Linked DNA regions of Homo sapiens: regions 1 and 3 are each linked to region 2. Evidence: chromatin loops called from intact Hi-C (ENCODE). Cell type or tissue: gastrocnemius medialis. All regions are shown on one strand. Links, peaks and the distances in the headings refer to the core of each region. The heading gives the core; the rest is flanking DNA.

Region 1 (7,357 bases), core at 1,138-5,137, 70 kb after region 2:
TTCAATTTAAAAATTAAGCAAAAGTGTAAACCTTTATCAATTTATTTTTTTAAAGTAGTGAACCCATTTCATGTTAACATGAATAACACGTCTTGTGAAAAACGACTCTAACTTTTCAAAACAAAGTAATTACTGAGTGCTCTGGGACAAATAGGTGACCAAAAAAGAAAAAAGGAATGCCTGCAGAGGGTGGCGCTGTTGTGTTCCATCCTTGCAGACCCCTCTCATGTCTGGCCTCGTAGAAGACAGCTGGATTCTCATGTTCTCATGTCTGCTTCTGCAGTCAGTCAGATCACACGTCAGGCTCTGGAACACTCCACCATATACTCAGGAGAAGGAAAGTCAAAAATGAACCTTGCAGACCCCAAAAGGGTCTCGGGAGTCGCCTGGCCCCAGAGTACATTTTGAGAACCTTGGACTCCTTGAATATCATCGCGTGTGTGGCCCAACACCCCCACCCCCCCGGAGGACAGCTAGGGACACTGAGGCTCACAGGGTTACCCGTGGGTGGACACCCAGCCGGGACACCCAGCCAAGAGCCCTGCCTGAGCGCGGCGCTCTGTCCCTTGGAAGTAGTCTCCGAACACACCGCCCTTTTGCAGGAAAAGGGTCTTCTTTCCTGTTGTAGGCTTTGACGTGTACGCTCGGAAGTGGAAATGCCCCCAGCCCATACCGAAGAGTTTGTGTGAATTCACCCGAGACCTGTAGGCAGAGTAGAAACTCCCTTACCCCCAACAGCTACCTACCAGCATTGCCGCCGCCACCCCAGGTTTCATCACATCATGTAACGAAATTTTGATATTTGCCCGTCCTGGCCCCAAAGCTCAGCATGGCGGCTTGCCTGTGGGCGGGTCCCTCTTGCTGCCCCTGTCCAGTCTCCATTTCCTCCTTACCCTCTTCTGACCCCCCCCACAGCCTGTTGAGTGTACTGCACCAGTGTCCTGACGTTTCTCCCTGACACGTCTCCCTGCCAACCCCCTCTTCCTCCCTCTGCCACCTCCACCCTCTTGCTGCCCAGACCCTGAAGGCCTGACGGGCCTGGCCTCGCCTCCAGGGCATCTCAGTGCCCTCCTGGCCCTGTTTTCTCTACTCCCTCTGGTCCCCAGCACTGGCTGTTCGTTTCCTGTGAGTGCCTTGCCCTTCCCCACCTGCATCTTTGCACTGTTTTCCCCAGAGAGTTTTCCCAGACCTCTGCAGACAGCCTTCTGAGCCTCCGCCCTGGGACTGCCCCTCTGGGCAGTGATGATTCCTACCTACATTTGGAGCTTTCATGTGCTCTTAATAGCATTTTTTTTCTCTCTCCACTCTGCAGGCCTGTGGGGGAGGGGAACACATCTGGTTCCCCTCCTCCGTCCCCACATCCTCAGTGCTCAGCTGAGGGTCTTATCAGCACTCACTGAATGAGGGAGTGGCTCCCGACATTGGCGACAACTCTTTTTCCCTCTACAGGCTCTGCAGAACATTGCTGCCATCAGCCTGGCCATCAACTACCCAAACAAGGCCACCCGCCTCTGGAATGTGGAGTGTTAGCCCTTGGTGGGGCGTGCATGGGACTAGTTCATCTGCCACAGGGATTTTAGAGCAGACATCTAACCTCATTCAGGAAAACTCCTGTAGCGCCAGTGCCCAGCTCTCCTTGAGCTGACCACTCCAGTTAGGATGCCAAGCAGCCACGTCTCCAAGAGCTCCCGTGCGTAGGCTGGACACAAGCACAGGCTGTAGCATGGTGAAAATAAGCCAAGCAGTGCAGAATGCCTCAGAAAGGGTGGGCAGGGGGCCCTTAAGAAGGTTCAGAGACCAGCCTTCTCCAGAGGCTGTCACTGCAGGAGCCGTGGGCCTGGGAAGACTTGGAAGCGGCCTCTCTCAACTGGTTTCTGTCTCCGTGGAGCTGGAACTGCCTGCACTTGCCTTCAGAGGGAGGCACAGTCCACCCAGATCCACCTTTCCAGCAAGACCCCCAGTGGCTGCCCAGCCTGGGAGCACCTCTTTGCTTTTCACACCAAACCAAAACTGGCGAGAGCCCCTCCTAGCCACCAGTGATCCCCAAGCATCCAGTACAGAACCAGGCATCGAGCTAGCTCCCTGCACGGCCGCACCCTCCCAGAGAACTCCTTGAGGAGAACAAGTGCCCTTGGGGACAGCCGGCAGGCGCCCCTGTACGTCTGCTCATGCACCAGGCAGCACAGCCGCAGTTCCTCAGTTGTTGTTTTGACATATTTCAGTTTCCACCTCACGTTTTTAGAGCAGAACCACACTGTCTCCCTGGAGGGGCTCGAGGGCATGACCGGGGACTGACCATTCTGTGAAAGGAGCAGAATGTGAGGAGCACGCGTGAGCTTATGTACCGTGAAGATGATCAGAGGATATCTTATTTTAAGAGTAAAAACCCACATAATTTTATTTCTGCTTGATAGTCATGGTAGTCTGTCATACCCACCTCTGGGACTCTGCGTGGCTGTTTGGCTGTCACTTGTAGCAATAACGACATTAGTTCTAGTCAGTGCTGTTTTACATTTTTCTTTTGATGGGTTTAGTCTTGCCCTGGAGTGCCGATGATGATTCTCCCTCCAGAGCCACGCTTGGGAACATGAAGCAAGTCTGGCGTGTGGGCTGCGTGCCGGCCTTAGTGGGACCCGTGGGGTTGGAGCATGCCTTTAGGGGCAGTGTCTGGGCCGAAGCACGTCCCACCACACAGTGCCAGAGCCAGAGAAGGGGCCCCACCACCAAGGCCAAGCTTGACCAGGTCAGCATTGCCATGGCCCAGTGTGCCCCGTGGCCTCTGAAGATCCCTCTGTGCAGGGTCTGCAGGGATCTGGATTGCAAGGGCCCAAGTCTGCAGGTCTGGAAGCATCTTCCTATAAGAGCACTTTCGCCTTCTGGGTCAGGACTCCAAGGTGCAGCGGGCTTCACAGCCCTACAATTGGGTTCTCAGCTAAGCCCCAGAGTTCTGGTAGAACCATCCCGGGGCGGGTGGAGGGTGGGATTTAAGGGAGACGGGAACACATGGGGCAGGTCCTGGAACTTGGTGGCCTGAGGACTGAGGCCATTGCCCTGGTGGAAAGGCCTGGCCTGGTTCCTGTGGCTTGGGACCTGAATAGGCAGGTGCTGCTGGCTCCGTAGAAACCCTTTTCCCATCTTTTGCTCTTTGCCAAACCTACCTTGCTTTGGGAGCTGCCTGCACCACCCCAGAGAAGGCCCCACCTTCTTCATCCCTCAGACCCGAGGAGGCCTCCCAGTAAGGAGTTTCCCAAGAGGGGACTCACAGGAAACAAGTCTTAGTGCTTGGGAGGGAGGCCCCGCTGCGTGCTCAGACTCACAGCCAACCTGGAAGGTAGACGAGATAGCGCCACCCACGCCCCTCCACACCCCAGACTCCGAGTAAAGCGGGCGGTAGGGCCGGAGTCACCTCCCCTATGGCAGTGGCCGCCGCTGTACTCCATCCTCCCGTCAGGAAGATCAGCTGTAAATAAACGCTGGGCTCCCCAGAGCACCTGTCCGCCCACTGCCCTTGCTGTTCTGGGATCTTCGCTGCAGTTCACGGGAAACAAGCCTGAGTCCGCTCGCACCCGCGGCTGCTCTCCCGGCTCGGCCCGGCCGCCTCTGTCTCCGGCCACCGGGTGGCGCTGCCGAGCCAGAGCCGCCGCGTCCCGGCGCTTTCCAGGAGCCCCAGGCCCGGAGGAGGCGAAGCCCGCAGAGCAAAGGTGGAAACACGTGCCTACGCTGTAAAGAAATCCTGTTCCAGAGCATACCTGTTGTACAAACAGACACTGTTCCTAACGAGAGGAGTGACGTATTTTCATCACCGTTTTTAATTTGTTTTCTTACGGGTTTACGATTTTGAATTTTTCTTATTTGGTTGAAAGAATTTTGATTCTATCAGCCTGAGTGAGTTCAGCCTGTAAAAAGGATGTTAAGCTGTGGGTAAAATATGCAAACGAAAAGAAATATATTGTACAAATTCTATATAATAAGGTACGCCTGTGTGTGGACTGGTCTCTCCCTCCTCCCTCCGCCCCGCCGTGTCTCGTGGAGCTCAGGCGTGGAGTTTACACCGCGCCCGAACGGATGCGAGGCGGAGACTCGGGGGCTCAGGGCTGAAAGAATGGAAAGCTGCTGTAGGCCTTCCTCCAGATCATCCTCCTCCCAAGCCCGAGCCAAGCCCCCGCCCCTCCCCCGGCGATCCCAGGGCTTTGGTTCTCCCCCCACCCCCCTGCGGCCATCCGGAGGTTTCCACACACAGGGCGCCGTGGGGGCCTCTGCTCTTCGGCCAGGCTCCCCTGGCCCCACCGCCCGCCGTGGACCTCTCTGGTAGCCCGCAGGACACTGCGGAACCCGGAGGAGGAAGGCAGGGCCCCAGGCAGTGCGCCTGCTGCCTTCCTGGGACTGGCTGCCTTCCCGCCGGCCTTTGGACCCTGCCTCTGGCCCAAGTGTGGCCTGAGGTTTACCTGGGCCTCCCGCTTCCTCCTCCTCCCCGCCTCTGCTTTGCCACGCGCTGCTCTGTCTCCTTCCCAGAGGCATTCTGGGGCTGAGGACTGTCTGGCAAATTACAGAAGCGTGCCTTCTTGGCAGGGGCTGCACTTAACCAACCTTTGAGGCCCATTTGTTCCAGCCCGACAGAGTCTGACACATCCCCCAAAGCCCCAGACTGCTTTCGGGGGAGCCCCAGGCAGGGTCTGGACCCAGCCTCAGCCCTCACTATCCCTCAGCCCAGAGAGAAACCTGAGACTCAGCAGGACTGGGTGCTCCCAGGCCTGTGCCGCTCCCGAGGCGATCTCTAGGACCTGGTGCAAATGTTGATGCCCTCCCCGCCTCACCTTGTCCGGAGCACACTGGGGCTTCACTCTGAAAAGCAGGCGCGTCCATCTGAGCCCTGCCCGGCTAGTGTGACTAAGCCAGCACCAGCGGACTAAGAAGAAGGCCACAGAGAGCCAAGCAAGTTGAGCCCAAGCTTTTAGAACTGAAGAGAAACACAGGGTTCCACCAGCTGAGCCTCATTTATCGAGAGGCAGAAGCGGTGGGAAGTCAGCCTCGAACCACGCGGGAGGCGGGTGGAGAGCCCCGGCCCCCAGCCACGGCTGCAGCACAGAGGCGCTCAGCGCGCGCTCACCCGCTCAATACATGCCCTCCACAGACCTAGCGCCGGGGCTTCATGCGGAACCACCAGTGAGCAGCCCAGGCACTCAGACGGAAGCCAAGTCAAAACACGGCCCTGGCCAGGTGTGGTGGCTCACGCCTGTAATCCCAACACTTAGGGAGGTCGAGGTGGGTGGATCACCTGAGGTCGGGAGTTCGAGACCAGCCTGACCAACATGGAGAAACCCCGTCTCTCCTAAAAATACAAACTTGGCCAGGCCTGGTGGCGCATGCCTGTAATCCCAGCAACTCAGGGGGCTGAGGCAGGAGAATCGCTTGAACCTGGGAGGCAGAGGTTGCGGTGAGCTGAGATGGCACCATTGCACTCCAGCCTGGGCAACGAGAGCAAAACTCTGTCTCAAAAAATAAAAATAAATAAAACACGGCCCTGTCGCTTCCCTAGCTGCCATCTCCTACCCCTCCCCTCCTTCCCTGCTGACAAAATCCAATTTTTTGCAGGTGGTGACTCTACACAGTTTAATCTCAAGAAAGGTAGGACTTTCTACTAGCTCATGAGGAAAGTCATGATTAAGTCCTCCCTGCTCCCTCCCCCTGCCCACCCCAAGTAAGCTCGCTTCTGTGTCCCAGCCCTTCTTGCAGTGAGGCCGTCAGAGGTGTCTGAACCAGAGCAACTCCATTTTGAATAGGGGCTGGGTAAAATAAGGTTGAGACCTACTGGCTGCATTTCCAGACGGTTAGACATTCTGAGTCACAGGACGAGATAGGAGGTCGGCACAAGATACACGTCATAGAGGCCCTGCTGATGAAACAGGTTGCAGTAAAGAAGCTGGCCAAAACACCAAAACCCAGATGGCCACAAGAGTGACCTCTGGTTGTCCTCATTGCTACACTCCTACCAGCGCTGTGACAGTTTACAAATGGCATGTCAATGTCAGGAAGTAACCCTATATGGTCTAAAAAGGGGAAGCATGAATAACACACCTCTATTTAGCATATAATCAAGAAATAGGCCAGGCACGGTGGCTCATGCCTATAACTCCAGCACTTTGGGAGGCTGAGGCAGATGGATCACGAGGTCAGGAGTTTGAGACCAGCCTGGCCAACATGGTGAAACCCTGTCTCTACTAAAAATACAAAAATTAGCCAGGCATGGTGGTGCGTGCCTGTAATCTCAGCTACTCGGGAGGCTGAGGCAGCAGAATCACTTGAACCCAGGAGGCGGAGGTTGCAGCGAGCCAAGATCACGCTACTGCACTCCAGCCTGGGCAACAGAGTGAGACTGTCTCAAATAAATAAAAAGAAGTAACCATAAAAATGGGCACCTCGAGGCTGCTCTGCCTTTGGAGTAGCCATTCTTTATTTCTTTCCGAATAAACTTGTTTTCACTTTACTCTGTGGACTCACCTCAAATTCTTTCTTGCATGAGATTCAAGAACCCTCTCTGGGGTCTGGATTGGGACCCCTTTCTGGTAACAAGGCGGCTCTATGGCTGCATTCTCCAGAGGCTCTGGGGAAGGAGCCCTGCTCCTACGCACTCCCTTTGTGCCGAGACGAGATGTCAGCTGGAGGCTGACAAGCCAACACTCTGGGGCGGTGGGAGCAGAAAGCCAGGAGTCTGACAGTCTGACTCCTTCATTCCATTGTTTGAGCCCTAGAACTACCCATCTCCAGGAGGTGGCAAGGTGTCCTCTCACCTCAGCGGAAAGTATTTCTGACCCAACTTTATGCAACAATTTGGCTCCAGTAGGTTGAAATAATGTCACAGCTCTCTTCTCATGACATTAAATATGGACAGTATATGGAAAGGAAATGTAAAAATTCCAGAAATAAAAAGGCCTCCAACAGTGTCCAGTCAAGCCACAGATGGCATCCAGTTGCTCCATTACCAAATTCTCCTTCTCTCTTGGGGTTCTTGGCGTACGTAGCTTTGCTCATGCCCAACCAGCTTCTAGACTTCCTATCTGGAGGCGCTGTCCCAGGATTCGTTGGGATTTCTTCAGTTGCAAGTTAAAGACACTCCAAACTAACTTAACACGGAAATGGATTGACTTACAAAACCGAAAAGCCCGAGGGTTGCCTCTAGCCCCAGGCAAAGCTAAATTCCAGGGACTCAAAGATGTCGGCTCCCTCTCTCTCCCGCCCTCCATCCTGCCTCTTCCTCCTCTTCCTCCTCCGCTCATTCTCCTGCCCTGCTTCCACCTGGGTTTTCAGGCAGGTGAGGGCGAAAATTAAAGCACCAGGTGATGGCTCTCTCCTCTTCCTC
Region 2 (7,357 bases), core at 1,217-5,216:
AAGCTTGTGTTCACCATTTCCTTGTTCTTCTTTCTACTTACTCCTACCCAGCACATCTGTATTGCCTGGGTTGTACCTGTAATGGAATCATATAGTGTACAATCTTCCGTATCTGGAGGTCAGATAACCCTTCAAAGAAACTTTTGAGAACAAAGGTGATGGTTAGAGAGCCATGGAGGCATGAATAATGATTTTTTTAAGGTGGGAGAGGTTTGATTAAAGGCTTGAGGGAAGGAGCCAGAGAAAGGACATTTTAAGATGTAAGAGAAAGAAGAGATACCCAGGGGGGTAAGGTTCCTGAGGTGGTAGAAGGAGATGTCATGTGGAATAAAAAACCTTTGTAAAGGTTCCAAAAAGCTGGAGGGAAAGGGGAGTTTTCGTAATACCATCTTTCTTGGTGACTGCTGGGTTGAAAGCTGTTTCATGACTTTTCCGTGGCTATAGTTTGTTTTTGCTGGTGACAGCTGCTGCTTTAGAGGATGCCCTTGGCTATGCTCTGTGAATGGCCTTGTCACGAACACTTTCTGTTTGTCTCCTCCCTTGTAGTGCGAGCTGTTAATGCTCAGTGGGGCCCCAGGGGAGGTGGGCTCTGTGCTCTTCTCCCTGTTCTGGTCCGTCCAAGGCAGCCTGCTATCCTGGTGCTACCTGCAGCTGAAGAGCACGGACTCTGGAGCCAAAGATCTTGCCGTGGACCTTATTGAAAAATGTGAGTTTCAATATAAAATCCATGAAAACAGATGGCGTTTGGGTTTTGACTCTGAGTGTTCTCTTCTTTAGTAACTCATGCAATGAGTGTGCATATGGCTTTCTTCATTACGATTCAGATTCTTGGACTGGTTTGGTCTAATTAAAATAGAATTCAACAGCATGTCTTTTTGTCTAGAGTTTACTCTCTGAGTGTGGTGGTATGCCTAAGTATTTTTATTGTAGAATTAGATCATTTCACAGCCTAAATATTGCTTTTGCAATCATATAGCACTCTTACGTGATGTCTCGCTCTTCAGGAGAGTCTATCCCTGTTTTAATCAAGTCATCTAAAAATGAAAGTCTTGAATTTTAGAAATCTAAGGTGTATGAGCATTGTGACCATTGCTGATTACCGAGAATAATTAGATTCATGTTCTGTAAACTCACAGAAAATTATATGAAACCCAACGGGTGCTGACAAATTATACGTGGAAAATGTAGTTCCATCAAACTTGGTCCCAGCAGCTGTGACGAAAACACTTATATTGGGTCCTGCCACCTAGAGCTTGGCCTGTTAGATTGGTACACCTAATGCACGGGCTCATTGTAAACAGAAGGAAAAGGAGAGGCTGACAGCTGGGTTAGTCAGGCATGGAATTTCACTTCTACAAGTGCTCCTCTACTTCATCAAAAGACAAAAAAAAATCCCTTTAAAAGTGAGTCTTGTACTGAAATTCGCACTGCTTCTTCCTCCAGGAGGAATGCATTAGGACGGCACTTGCTGGCCTTGTGGTCTTCGCTGTGGAACCCCCTCTGCAGCTTCTGGAGTCTCTTTATTCTTGTCTGTGGTGATAACCAAGCATGTGACATTTCTACTATATAATATATTAATTATTTTCTTTGTTTCGGTAGATGTGGGCCAGTTTCTGGCAAGCATGAGAGCGATTTTGGAATCCCTTTTCTCACAGTACAGTGGAAAAACCATAGTAGAAAGATTATGTAACTCAGTGTTTTCAATGGCAGCTCGTCAACTGGTAAGAAAAACTAGCAGCTATTTGTAAAGAACCGGAAGGGGGTTGGGGGTCTGCATCCCCAGGCCCAGCCTAAGGTGGACGCTGAGTGCTTCATCCATCTTCCATTAGGTTATCTTCCTGCTGGACTTCTGCACTTTAGACATCCCACACTGCGTGCTCTTGAGAGAGTTCAGCGTCCTCACAGAACTCCTGAAGAAGCTCTGTAGTGGCCCCGAAGGAGGACTGAGGAAGGTAACTCGAGTCAGCACTTGAGCCGCCCCGTGTTCTCTCTCAGGAGTGATGGGACACACTTAGTGAAGTGGACCACGGACTGCAGATAGGCACAGCTGAGCAGCCTCTAGAAGGCTCCCTTGATTTTATCAGTGGGCTTGCCAACAAGGGTGAATGTCAGTCCAAGTCGATGTGGCCTGGTCAGCATTAGAAAGGAGACGCAGAGGCCGGGCGCAGTGGCTCACGCTTGTAATCCCAGCACTTTGGGAGGCCGAGGCGGGCGGATCACGAGGTCAGGAGATCGAGACCATCCTGGCTAACACGGTGAAACCCCGTCTCTACTAAAAATACAAAAAAAATTAGCCGGGCGTGATGGTGGGCGCCTGTAGTCCCAGCTACTCGGGAGGCTGAGGCAGGAGAATGGCGTGAACCCGGGAGGCGGAGCTTGCAGTGAGCCGAGATTGCGCCACTGCACTCCCGCCTGGGCCACAGAGCGAGACTCCGTCTCAAAAAAAAAAAAGAAAGGAGACGCAGAAAAAGCTGTAGAGATGAATCTCATCATTTTATAGTTGATGAAGTTATATAAAAACCATGTAAGTGAGTGACAAAATTGAAGTCTAGAAGAGAAAATGTATGTTGAAAGGCAAATTACATTTTGTCTTTAGAAGAAATTTCTCCCTTACTTAATTATACATACATAACGTTTAATCACTGTCTTGTGTGAGCTTCTTCTTGTGTGTCTTTTGTGTGCCACAGAGCACAACTCTGTGGCAGTAGAAAAGGCATTTATATTTAACAGGTAAAAAACCAAAGGCCCCCCCCCAACCCCCCGCTCAAAAGAAAAGGGTAGGAGAGGAAGGGAGAGTAGATCCAGATTTGCCAGTGTCCCAGGTAGGAATGTGAGGTCTTTAAACTCCTCATTCAGTACTTTTTCCACTGGGAATTCACACTGGTAATGATTTGTAAGTAGTTCTGTCATAGCGAAAAGGTACAAGCTGGTCATGGAGTTTTTGTGTGTAATAAAAGCACATCTCCTCGGCTGCGTGGTGGACGTGTGTTGATCTGTGTGAAGATGGGAATGTCAGGTTTGTCTTCGAGCCTGCCTGCTGGTTTGTGCAGGGCTGTCAAGGCCATCTGCCTGGAGCACTGATAGAGAAACAGTCTGCTGCATGTGGCTAGGTGTCTAGTGATAGAACCTTTCTTTCCCCTGGCTCATTTGTTATCATAGCTGGATGTTGAGACCTGGCAACAGGAACAGCCTGTGGTGTTACATACGTGGACGAAGGAATCTGCCCACAACTATGAAAATAATTGCCATGAGGTATCCGTCTTTGTTAGCCCAGGGGCAACCTATTTTGAAGTGGAATTCGATGACAGGTGTGAAACTGAAAAAAGGTAAGACTTCTATATTCTTTCACCCCCAAGCGCTAATAGGTCAGCAATGAGAGAAGGAAGCTAATAGAGGTTATGCCTTCACAGGTATGATTATCTGGAATTTACCGACGCTAGAGGTCGGAAAACACGCTATGACACAAAAGTTGGCACTGATAAATGGCCCAAGGTGAGTGATAGTCCCAGAAAGAGGTACCTACTTCTGCACCAATGCTTTTCCTTTTGTCAGCCTTCAGGGGGCAGTAGAGGTAAGGTCTTTGAAGGGAGGCATTTATGTTACACGTTTGTGAAAGGAAGGATTTATATCAGAGTTTGACCAGCTATAGTCTGTCACCTGTTTTGTAAACAAATTTTTTTGGAACACAGCCATGCCTGTTTATCATTTATAGCTGCTTTGGCACTGCAGTGGCAGAGTTGAGTAGTTGCAGCAGACAGCGTTGTCTAGAGTAAATGAAGAGCCTTCATCCTTAGCAAGAAGTGCTGGTGGGTCTAGGAGGATGGCCCAGACCATGTGATGGAAGCCAAGAGTCTGCCTCACAGTTAGAGCTGCTTGAGCTCTTGGGCTGGAGGTTTAGTACTGCCTCAGACTGTTGACCTTCTCTCCATGGTCAGTGGTCTTGGCAGGAGCAGAGGCATGGAAATGTGACCACTGGCTGAGTCGGTAGTGGACAGATGGTCACCCCAGGTGTAGAAAGCTGAGCAGCAGTATTCTGCCAACTCTCCTTCTTCATGGGGTGTGGCTGTGAATGGTCTGTTTCCGTCACCCCTTTGTACATTTCTCCGTTAGTCATTTTGGACATGTGGAAATAGAGATCAATTTTAAACTGAGATGTTTCTCGTCATGAAGAGCATGCTGATTTCTGAAGCACTCCTCCTCTAATCTGTCTGACCACATGATTTCTGTTTGTCTCTAGAAAGTGACCTTCAAGGCCGGTCCTCGGTTGCAGTTCCTCTTTCACTCTGACAGCAGTCACAACGAATGGGGCTACAAATTCACTGTCACTGCCTGTGGGCTGCCCGATGTTGCCGTGTCTTGGGGGCTGGATTTACAGCTCCTCGTCTCCCGGCTGATGGGACGCCTGGCTTCCCAGTGCATGGCGCTCAAGTCTGTGCGCCGTAAGTGCACATCCCTGTGCTTTCCCTTCTTACAACCACGGTGAAGTGCAAGATGCGCGCTTGCCCTCTTGTAGGTCGTTTCCACGTAATGGCAGGGGGTTAATAATACGCCTTTTCAGTTTCCTTTAAACCGAAAGAATAAAGTGTCCACTCAATACCATTGTCACGAAGCTTTTTGCCTTAGACTTTGGAACATAGCAGGAAGGCTGCCATGGGTTCTCTGTCTATGGAGGATAACAGCTTTTTTTTTTGGCAACATTGTCATTTTTTTGCAAGTAGGTGTAGGTATAGTCCAACCAAAAGGCAGGAGTATAGAATAAGTTGATTGCATATCCTTTAAATATGTGAATATTTATGTAAATATATGTAGATATGTGACTATGGATTTTGTTTTAAAGTGATTCATTCAGGGCTGAGCAAGGTGGCTCATGCTGGTAATCCCAGCACTTTAGGAGGCCAAGGTGGGAGGATTTCTTGATCCCAGGAGTTTGAAACCAGCCTGGGCAGCATAGTGAGATCCCTATCTTTACCAAAAAAAATGTAAAAATTAGCCAGGTGTGGTGGCATATGCCTTTTGTCTCAGCTACTTGGGAGGCTGAGGCAGGAGGATCACTTGAGCCCAGGAGTTAGAGGCTGCATGCAGTGAGCTGTGATCATACTGCTGCACTCCAGTCTGGGTAACAGAGAGAGACTCTTGTCTCTTAAAACAAAAGGAAAAAGATGTGTTCAGTATAATTGTTTATTTAATTCTTCCAGGGAACAAGAATTACAGAATAAAACTTTCTACTGTATTTTATTTCTTGATCATTTCTTGAGTTTTTCCAGTTTTAGAAGTAAAATATAGAAAAATTACATAGTGGAAAAAAACAAAGGAAAATAGAATCATCCTTAATCCTAACACTCAGAAGTAACTGATTTTTTTAATATTTCTCCAAGAAAGAAAGAAATAGCTATTAGCATTTTTATTTCCACCTATTCTTTTCTCTTTGCCTATTCTAAACACATCTATGCTGGATATTTATTATTTGCTACAGAATTAAGTTTACAAATTGTGAATGTTTTTCCATAATTAAATGTTCCTGAATGGCCTCGTGTTATATGCCAGAAATGGTTCATATCCTATTTTCAGCTTACTATAAACAGATTAGTCATTTCCAAGGTACCTTGTAACTGAAGTTGTTCCACAGAGCAGCAGTATTTCAGGACTTGGTGGTTTAGCTTAATCTGTGGTATGTGTTTACAAAGTATCACAATTACATTCTGGTATGTGGGTAAACTTTCTCTAAGTTTTAATAGTATCCATGGTTTTTTTTAACCTTTTCTTTCTCATTTCAAAGATTCTCAATATATTAAGGCAAAAATAGAACTGTCATATGTCTTCTTCTCTTTCTAGAGTTAGGAAGTAACATGGTAGTACCTCAGGCAAAAATGGCATTAGTCCTAAGCTCCCCACTGTGGAAACCTGTCTTCAGGCATCAGGTTTGTCCAGAGTTGGAATTAGAAGCAAGCTGGCCCACTCACCCACACCGGAATAGTAAGGAGGTATTTACTCTTCCGTTTTCTTTCTATTTAGACTGGAAACTGCCTGCAAGTATTTATTACTTTAAGTTATAAACACTTGTGTTTCTATCTTACTACCCGTATTAAGCAGTTAGCTCCTTGAGGCCAGAAACTATACCTTGTTAACTTGTTAACGCCACCGTGTCCCACAGGGGCCAGTGCGCAATAGGTGTTCAGAAATACTGAATGCGTGACTTGGGTGAAATGTAGGAGGTGCTCAGTAAATCTCTGTTGATGGAGTTATCAGGCAAACAATTGAGTGTACTTCTAGTGCCTACTGAGTCAAGCTTTAGAGCAATGATTTGTGCTATACCTTTTGTTCTCCTTAGAATTACAGCACATGATTTAGGTGTATAAGATTTTAAAAACTAAAAAGTTTGCCCTGTCTTTATTTTTCACCTCTCCTTCCCTCTATTTCTGTATTCTACTTTTCTTCCTTCCCCTCCCTGCCCTGCCCCACGTTATTCAGTAGTTAATTGCCAAATCCAGTGGCTCTTCCTCAGCTTCTGTTCTCCTTGCCTCTGTTAAATTTGGCTCCTTCAGACCCTCTCTTCTTTGGATCCATGCTAGTCCGCTGTCTTCTCTTACATCTGACTGCCCACTTGCCTCCTTCATTGACTTTTCATATTCCTCCTTCCCTAAAGGGTAGGCTTTATTCAGGCTTTCTTCCCTTCCCCACAGCCCACCAAGACTTCATCCTCTCCACTTTCTTCTCCTGTCAAACATTGTGGCCCTAATTCCTAATATCAGTCTCCAGGTCTGGTTTTCTCCCCGCTCCAAGTACCTGTTTCCATCTTCCTGTGAGGCATTTCCATTTAAATGTCCTGACTCCCCTTAACTCAGAAGTGTAAAACCAAAGACCGGTCACTTCTGTGGTGGTCAGTGTTCCCCAGGCCTGAAGCCACTGCTCCCTAGCATCCCCTGTCCTCACCTGTCTCCCCATTCCTGTCCAGTCAGCTTGCAGGTCCTGTGGATTCTTCCTCATGATGTTCATCTCTGTCCTTTCCTCTGTCTGCATCTTTATCCGGGCCCTCATTTGCACCTGCCTTATGACATTCGTACCTACCAAGTTTTTTTTATAATCACTGCATTATCTTGTCATTCCACTGCCAAGCACCATTAATGGCTCCCCATTGCCCACAGGGTGAAGTCTAACTCCTCAATGTGACAGTCAAGGCTCTCTGCAGTCTCCTTTCACCTTACCTATCTGACTCTAGTTCCCATCACTCCCCAGCTGAGACTTCAGGCCAGGTCAGTCTCCCCACTGACTCGTAACCTCTGCTAATGGTTATGTTCCTCAGAGCCAAATCTGCCAATCCTTCAGGGTCCAGGCCAAAGCCCATATCCTCCAGGAGGCT
Region 3 (7,357 bases), core at 1,534-5,533, 240 kb after region 2:
CGTGAGAATCGCTTGAACCTGGGAGGCAGAGGTTGCCGTGATCCGAGATTGCACCACTGCACTCCAGCCTGGGCGACAGAGCGAGACTCTGTCTTAAAAAAAAAAATTCTGAATCTATTGATAATCTGAATATCTGATATATGTAAACCACTCAGTAACATCCTGTTGTCAGAGAAAGCTAAACTAATCCTGCCCTGAGTTTTAAGCCTGCGCTTACAGTTGGACTTGTGATTTGATTTGATCTTTGTGTTTTTTTGGGGTATTTTGCTCCCTAGAACTCACCCCGAATTATTGTATATAGTAATCTGCCGCAGTTTTCTAAAGCAATTTATAAATAAAAGGAAAAATTACTACTTTTTTAGTGAGTCTATGTTCTTATTTATTATTCTACTATAATATAAATCCATGAATGCAGAAGGCTTCCCTCTGTGTTATTTGCAAATTTGGGTGTTCATAAAGGGTTTAGTAGGCAGCCTTCTGAATGCATGTTAAAGGCCTGTGCTGTATTGTATGAGCTTCTCTAGCCTTGTTTGGTTGATAAAAGCAAAAGCTCTGTAAATATATTGAATGAATGAAAGAATAGCTGCTATTTGTTGTGAACTTGCTTTTTTACTAGACTCGTTAAGCACATTATATATTTCTTTCTTTTTTGTTGCTCACAACAACTGTATGAGGAATTTATTTTTATCCCTATTTTATAAAGAGGAAGCAGGCTCAAAGAAGTTTAATAAATTGCCCAGGGTCATGTAGCTAGTAAAGGTGGAGTCAGGATTCACACCCAGTTTCTTTGACTCTAGAGCCTTGCCCTTAACTCCTTTGCTCTGTTGCTGTGTAATGTAGGATGTGGTGCTATCGACTGATATTGCGTCCCTCCTCAGTCAGTCCTAATGGGCCCAGCAGTGTGGATGCAGAGCTGAACTCTGGAAGCTGCTTCACTCTTTATCCTGCATGACCAGTTCAAGTCAGAAACACGCCCTTGCTTCCCTCATGGGCGGGGTTTCTGTTTGAGGAGAAGTCCTGTGAAGGCCAGGTGTGGCTTGACCTTCATGTGCCTGCACAGCCGGGCGCAAGCATACCTGTGAGTCTCTCTCACAACTCTACCGCGAGGGCGTCATAGCTTTATCACACCTGTCGACCTCTGGTCCCGAGAGCATTCCTTGAGGCGGCTTGCCTCTGATACGGCTCATGCCTTTCATTCTGTGCATTTGCCCTTCCTTGTCCCATGCTTTATCTCTGGTCAGGTGTCACTTCCCCCGTGGAGCATCTCTGCTCACCCACTTGAAGTGTTTTCTCACATCTGTTGGAGCTCTTTAGGGCGCAAAAGCCTCGTAGAATCTAGTCTCAGTTCCTTTGTGACTGAGGACAAGTTCTTGAGCCTTGTTAGTTTCAGTCTCCTTGTCTGTAAAATGGAAATATGATACTTACCTTAATAGGATCACTTTTGGGGTTAACTTTTAATTTAAAAAAATTTTTTTTTTTAACGTACAACTCCAGTCTCACGGTTCTAAAGATATTCCTAAAAAAGGCAGTAAGGTCGGCCGTGGGATGTCAGCTGGGGAAGCTTGCTTATTTCAGTCGATTCTTTGTCCAGGAGGCAGCATGGCCTAGGATAGTGTTCCTGAGCCCTGGGGAACCCTGCTGCCCATCTCAGACCACTTTATATTAGTTGGAGTTGGATAGGTCCCAGGGATAGTTACTGGTTTTCTTTTCTTTTTTTTTTTTTTTTTGAGACAGAGGCTTGCTCTGTCACCCAGGCTGGAGTGCAGTGGCGCAATCTCGGCTCACTGCAACCTCCACTTCCTGGGTTCAAGCGATTCTCCTGCCCCAGCCTCCCGAGTAGCTGGGACTACAGGTGCATGCCACCACACCCAGCTAATTTTTTGTATTTTTTAGTAGAGACAGGGTTTCAAGCTCCTGACCTCCTGACCTCGTGATCCACCCACCTTGGCCACTGCCCAGCATTTTTTTTTTCCTCTCTTTCTGTAGCCCAGGCTGGAGTGCAGTGGCGCGATCTCGGCTCACTGCAACCTCTGCCGCCCGGGTTCAAGCGATTCTCCTGCTTCAGCCTCCTGAGTAGCTAGGATTACAGGCACCTGCCACCGTGCCCAGCTAATTTTTGTAGTTTTAGTAGAGATGGGGTTTCACCATCTTGGCCAGGCTGGTCTTGAACTCCTGACCTTGTGATCCACCCGCCTCGGCCTCCCAAAGTGCTGGGATTACAGGTGTGAGCCACTGCGCCCGGCTGATAGTTATTCTTTTTATATCTTCTCAGGTAATTTTTATTTATTTATTTTTATTTTTTATTTTTTTTTTGAGAAGGAGTCTTGCTCTGTCACCCAGGCTGGAGTGCAGTGGCACGATCTCAGCTGACTGCAACCTCTGCCTCCCAGATTCAAGTGATTCCCCTGCCTCAGCCTCCCGAGTAGCTGGGACTACAGACGCACACCACCATGCCCAACTAATTTTTTGTATTTAATAGAGACGAGTTTTCACCATGTTGACCAGGGTGGTCTCGATCTCCTGACCTTGTGATCCACCCGCCTCGGCCTCCCAAAGCGCTGGCGTTGTAGGTGTGAGCCATTGCGCCAGGCCATCTTTTCAGGTACTTTTAATGTGCAGACAGGATTGAGGACCATTGGTTTCATGGTTATGAGCATGAGCTCTGAAGCCTAGTTACCTGGATTCAAATCTTAATCTGTTACTTTCTAGCTCTATGGCCTCGGGCAAGTTATTTAGCCTCTAAAAATCTCAGTTTCCTTATCTGGAAAGGCAGATGACAGGAATTCTTTTTTTTTTTTTTTTTTTTGAGAGACGGAGTCTCACTCTGTTGCCTAGGCTGGAGTGCAGTGGCGCAATCTTGGCTCACTATAACCTCCGCCTCCTGGGTTCAAATGATTCTCCTGCCTCAGCTTCCTGAGTAGCTGGGATTACAGGCACCTGCCACCACGGCCAGCCAATTTTTATATTTTTAGTAGAGACGGGGTTTCACCATGTTAGCCAGGCTGGTCTTGAACTCCTGACCTTGTGATCCACCCGCCTCAGCCTCCCAAAGTGCTGGGATTACAGGCGTGAGCCACTGCGCCCGGCCAATGACAGGAATTCTTATAGGGCTGCTGGGAGACTCTAACAAAATGTTACAGTCCATAGAGTGGCGCTTGGCACATGGCAGGTGCCCAGTTAATGTGGCTTATTATCATCATCTGGTATTCTCCATCTTCCCAGCCGTCATTTAAGTGACCTAGCTTCTTGGGCAAGTGAGGAAATTGGAATAACCATGTTGACTCCTGCATCCACACTAGGCGTCAAGTTCAAGTTATTTGTTATTAATACCAACAACAATAATAAAAGATAACGTGTGTTAAGTGCTTACTATGTGCCAGTCGCTCTGCTGTGTCATTAACTGATCCTTTCAACAGCCCTGTGAGGAGAAGGTGTTGATTATTTCCGTTTCACTGGGGAGAAAATGAAGGTGCTGAGGGGTTGGGAAACTTGCTCATAGTCCCACAGCTATGTAAGTAGCAAGGCTGAGGTTCAAAGACTGATCTGACTGAAACGTGTGTTCCTAACTGCTCTGCCAGCATTCAGACAGTTTGGGCTGTGGCACACTGGACTGTCCTGCATCAAGAGTGACTCGCTACATTTGAACGATTCAGTGTCAAAAAGGTTCAGTCTCTTTATGCCCAAGATTCAAACTCTCATGGTTGGAAGAGACCTCAGAGGTCATCTAGGTTAACCTTGTGCCCAACCCTGCAGGCCTTTTGGCAAACTTCCTACTGGTCTTTTGGCGGCTGCCTGAATGTTTCTTAAGTGACAGTGTGAGAACTATTTATGAGACAGGCAACTTTATTTTTGGGTACTTACTTGTGTTGAGCATTGCCTTCTAGTAATTTCTGTCCGTCAGTTACTGTGTGACTGTGAAGTCCTTTCATACAGTAGCCCTTCGGGTGCTGGAAGCACAGGCTTGCTGCCCATTCGCTCAACTTTGCTTCATGTGTCGCAACTTTCTGGTCTCCCTTCTCTAAACGCTTTGCCGTTTCTGAATGTTCTTTCTGAGGTGAGATATGGGTTCCAGTTATGGTTGGATTCACAGAGAGAACGGCAGGACTGTTCCTCACCGTTGTCTCTGTCTCAGCCATTTCAGTGTTGCACTCATCCTATATGCAGCCAAAGCACTTAGGTCTTTTCCCCAGGAATTGTGCCCATCAGAACAGTCTTTCTCATCATGTACTTGAGGCACTTTTTTAAAAAAATTACTTTTAAATGTAGTCCTATTAAATTACATCTTGTTGATTTCAAACCTCTGCTTTCAGTCTGCTGAGTGCATTTTCATCGTAACTCTACCTTTCAGCTCCTAGCTCTACTCCTCAGCTTCTTGCTCTCCATTGTGTACACGTGGCTTCTGTTTCTTCATCCAGTGGTTGGTGAAGGGTGGGCAGTGTCTTCCAGTATCATAAGTCTTATTCTATTACCATAAGGCCCACAGTTCCTTTTACTGTCATGAGGAACTGGATTACGTGGCTTAATGAACTTGAAATAGAGCACCGTCTATGTATTCTCTGAATTTCTTGATCTGGTAATCCTATCAAAAAAGAAATGAGGTTAGTGTGGCTTTCTTCTTTTTTTTTTTTGTTTCATCCACAGTCTTGGAGCTTGCTTCTTATGGAACTGTTGTCATTTCCTGTGGGAAAGATTTGGTTATTTATTTATTTATTTTTTAGAGATGGGGTCTCACTGTGTTGCCCAGGGTGGTCTTGAACTTCTGGATTCAAGTGATCCTCCCGCCTTAGCTTCCCAAAGTACTGGGATTACAGGCATGAGCCACAACGCCTGGCTAATTTTGTATTTTTAGTAGAGATGAGGTTTCTCCATGTTGGTCAGGCTGGTCTTGAACTCCCAACCTCAGGTGATCTGCCCGCCTCGGCCTTCCAAAGTGTTGGGATTACAGGCGTGAGCCACCGCGCCTAGCCTGCTGTCAGCATTTTTGATGAGCCTGTTCACTCTGGACTCTAATCTTTTCTTCATTAGCTCTTTTACAAACAGTTCATGCTCACCAAAGAAAATTTGTAACATAGAACAGGAAGAAAAGTTGCCCACGGTCTACCATCCAAACCCCGTCATTGTCAACAGTCTGTGTGTTTCCTTCTAATCTCTTATGGCAGTGAACTTTTGTTTTTCTCCTTTGCAGTCACACTGCTTTTTTCCATTCCCTGGACAGTCTATGGTCAGCATTTCCATGTTACTGTGTAGACTGGCATTAGTCGTTCAGATTTGTGCCATTCTCATTGTAATCCGTCTCTCTCCTACATGTGTGCCTTGGTCAGTTGTGCTCACCTAAAATTCGCTACCTTCTCTTTTCTAGGGAACCCCAGGAAATCCTTATTAGTGACCGGCAGTGCAATAGTGAACAGAGGCCTAAATGCGGATAAGGTTTATTGAGTCCAAGGGCCTTCTCGGTTCTTGGAATTAAAAGCCATGACTTTGGAACAGAAACAGCCTAAGGGAAGTAAAGAGATGGTTTCCTAGAATGCAGCAGAAAGCAAGGAGAGTCCTGAGTGATAGTAGAGGGAACAGACTGAGGATTAGGGAGAAAACATTAGGGAGACTTATTGATCTGACAAAAAATTTAATTTTAAATGAGACTAGCATAGAAAACAAAGACCAAAAAATGACAAAAATAATTATCAAGAGCATCATAACATTGTTCTAACATTACAACATTAAAAAAACCTACATACAGGTGAAGAAATACCTTAAAAGCAAACAGGAAAGAGTGTAAGGAACAAAATTTCTGGCCTCAGATGTCTTTTTTTTTAAAAAAAATAGAGAAGGTCTCACTGTGTCACCCAGGCTGGTCTCAAACTCTTGGGCTCAAGCAATCCTCTCATCTCGGCCTCCCAAGGTGCTGGGATTATGGGCATGAGCCACTGCACCCAGCCTCACATGTCTATTTTAATTTAGGGAAAGTCGTACACATCAAAACTTGGGCAATGGATAATCCTGTTCAAAAGAAGCAGGTAAAGATACAAAGAACAAAAAAAGAGAGAGATGCAGGCGCTGGGTGCAGTGGTGCACACCTGTAATCCAACACTTTGGGAGACCAAGACAGATCACTTGAGGTCAGGAATTCAAGACCAGCCTGGGCAACATGGTAAAACCCCATCTCTGCAAAAAATAAAAAAATTAGCTGAGCATGGTGGTTTTTTCTTTTGAAACAAAGTCTTACTCTGTTGCCCAGGCTGGAGTGCAGTTGTGTGATCATGGCTCATTGCAGCCTCAACCTCCTGGGCTCAGGCGATCATACCACCTCAGCCTCCTGAGTACCTGGGACTATAGCTGTACACCACCACACTCAGCTAATTTTTAAAATTTTTTGTAGAGATGGGGTCTCCCTGTGTTACCCAGGCTGGCCTCTCGAACTCCTGGACTCAAGCAGTCCTCCCACCTCAGCCTCCCAAAGTGCTGGGATTACACGCATGAGCCACCATGCCCACCTGGATTCATAAATCTTCATGGTGTCTTTATCTTTTTAAATCTGGGATGTCAGGAAAGCACTCAACTGAATTAGTCTGGCCACACTTACATGGGCTCATGTTAAACCCATCTCTTAACTCTTTGAGATTTAAAATTATTATGTGTTTAAAATTATTAAATGCATTTTTTTGTTTGTAAATTTTTTTTGTTTTAAATGGAAGTAATAGCATATATCTGCAGAAGAAGGATGGGCTAAAAAATTTTTAAATTTTGTTAATAGCATGTAAAAACATGCTTGGTAGTAATAGACATTAAATCCTTTTTTTATTTTTATTTTTTATTTTATTTTATTTTTTTTTGAGATGGCCTCTCGCTCTGTCACCCAGGCTGGAGTGCAGTCGTGCGATCTCGGCTCACTGCAACCTCCGCCTCCCGGGTTCAAGTGATTCTCCTGCCTCAGCCTCCCGAGTAGCTGGGACTACAGGTGCCTGCCACCACACCTGGCTAATTGTTTTGTATTTTTAGTAGAGACGGGGTTTCACCGTGTTGGCCAGGATGGTCTCGATCTGACCTTGTGATCTGCCCGCCCCGGCCTCCCAAAGTGCTGGGATTACAGGCGTGAGCCACCGCGCCTGCCCATTAAATTCTTTTTTACATTATTATTTTATTTATTTTAATTTTTGTGGGTACATAGTAGGTGGGTATATTTATGGGGTACATGAGATGTTTTGATACAGGCATGTGACATGAAATAAGCGCATCATGGAGAATGGGGTATCCATCCTCTTTTTTTTTTTTTTTTTTTTGCGACGGAGTCTTGCCCTGTCGCCCAGTCTGGAGTGCAATGGCACAATCTCGGCTTACTGCAACCTCTGCCTCCCAGGTT

The links. Hi-C counts contacts between places; a loop is a spot of excess contacts. Peaks named below come from ENCODE experiments on the same cell type or tissue, not always from the same donor. Only the 100,000 strongest peaks of a DNase experiment are listed, where the experiment ranks them.
Region 1: a loop joins it to region 2, with 2.4 times the contacts of the local background. A loop is called at or near these places in 3 of 110 quality-filtered maps.
Region 3: a loop joins it to region 2, with 2.1 times the contacts of the local background. A loop is called at or near these places in 11 of 110 quality-filtered maps.

Annotation. Positions count from the first base shown.
Region 1 is chr17:4,001,063-4,008,419 of GRCh38, reverse strand. It overlaps ZZEF1 (zinc finger ZZ-type and EF-hand domain containing 1), which reads left to right. Exons shown (of 55, transcript NM_015113.4): 55 at 1,450-3,975. The coding sequence ends at 1,530. Among named protein-coding and RNA genes, the nearest start is that of LINC01975, 28 kb to the right of the region's middle. RefSeq lists an enhancer at 358-1,325 and silencers at 3,492-3,571, 3,672-3,751. In gastrocnemius medialis, for the core only: CTCF peaks have their summits at 3,410 and 3,612 (motif pointing right); no DNase peak of the experiment used is centred there.
Region 2 is chr17:4,071,232-4,078,588 of GRCh38, reverse strand. ZZEF1 (zinc finger ZZ-type and EF-hand domain containing 1) reads left to right here. Exons shown (of 55, transcript NM_015113.4): 19 at 547-706; 20 at 1,600-1,721; 21 at 1,830-1,952; 22 at 3,160-3,326; 23 at 3,411-3,492; 24 at 4,238-4,439; 25 at 5,833-5,981. Among named protein-coding and RNA genes, the nearest start is that of ZZEF1, 68 kb to the left of the region's middle. In gastrocnemius medialis, for the core only: a CTCF peak has its summit at 3,554 (motif pointing right); DNase peaks (open chromatin) are centred at 3,978 and 4,318; H3K27ac peaks cover 3,325 bases.
Region 3 is chr17:3,832,104-3,839,460 of GRCh38, reverse strand. All of the region lies in intron 3 of NCBP3 (nuclear cap binding subunit 3), which reads left to right. Among named protein-coding and RNA genes, the nearest start is that of NCBP3, 10 kb to the left of the region's middle. RefSeq lists a silencer at 7,070-7,249. In gastrocnemius medialis, for the core only: no CTCF peak of the experiment used is centred there; DNase peaks (open chromatin) are centred at 2,964 and 3,770; H3K27ac peaks cover 1,382 bases.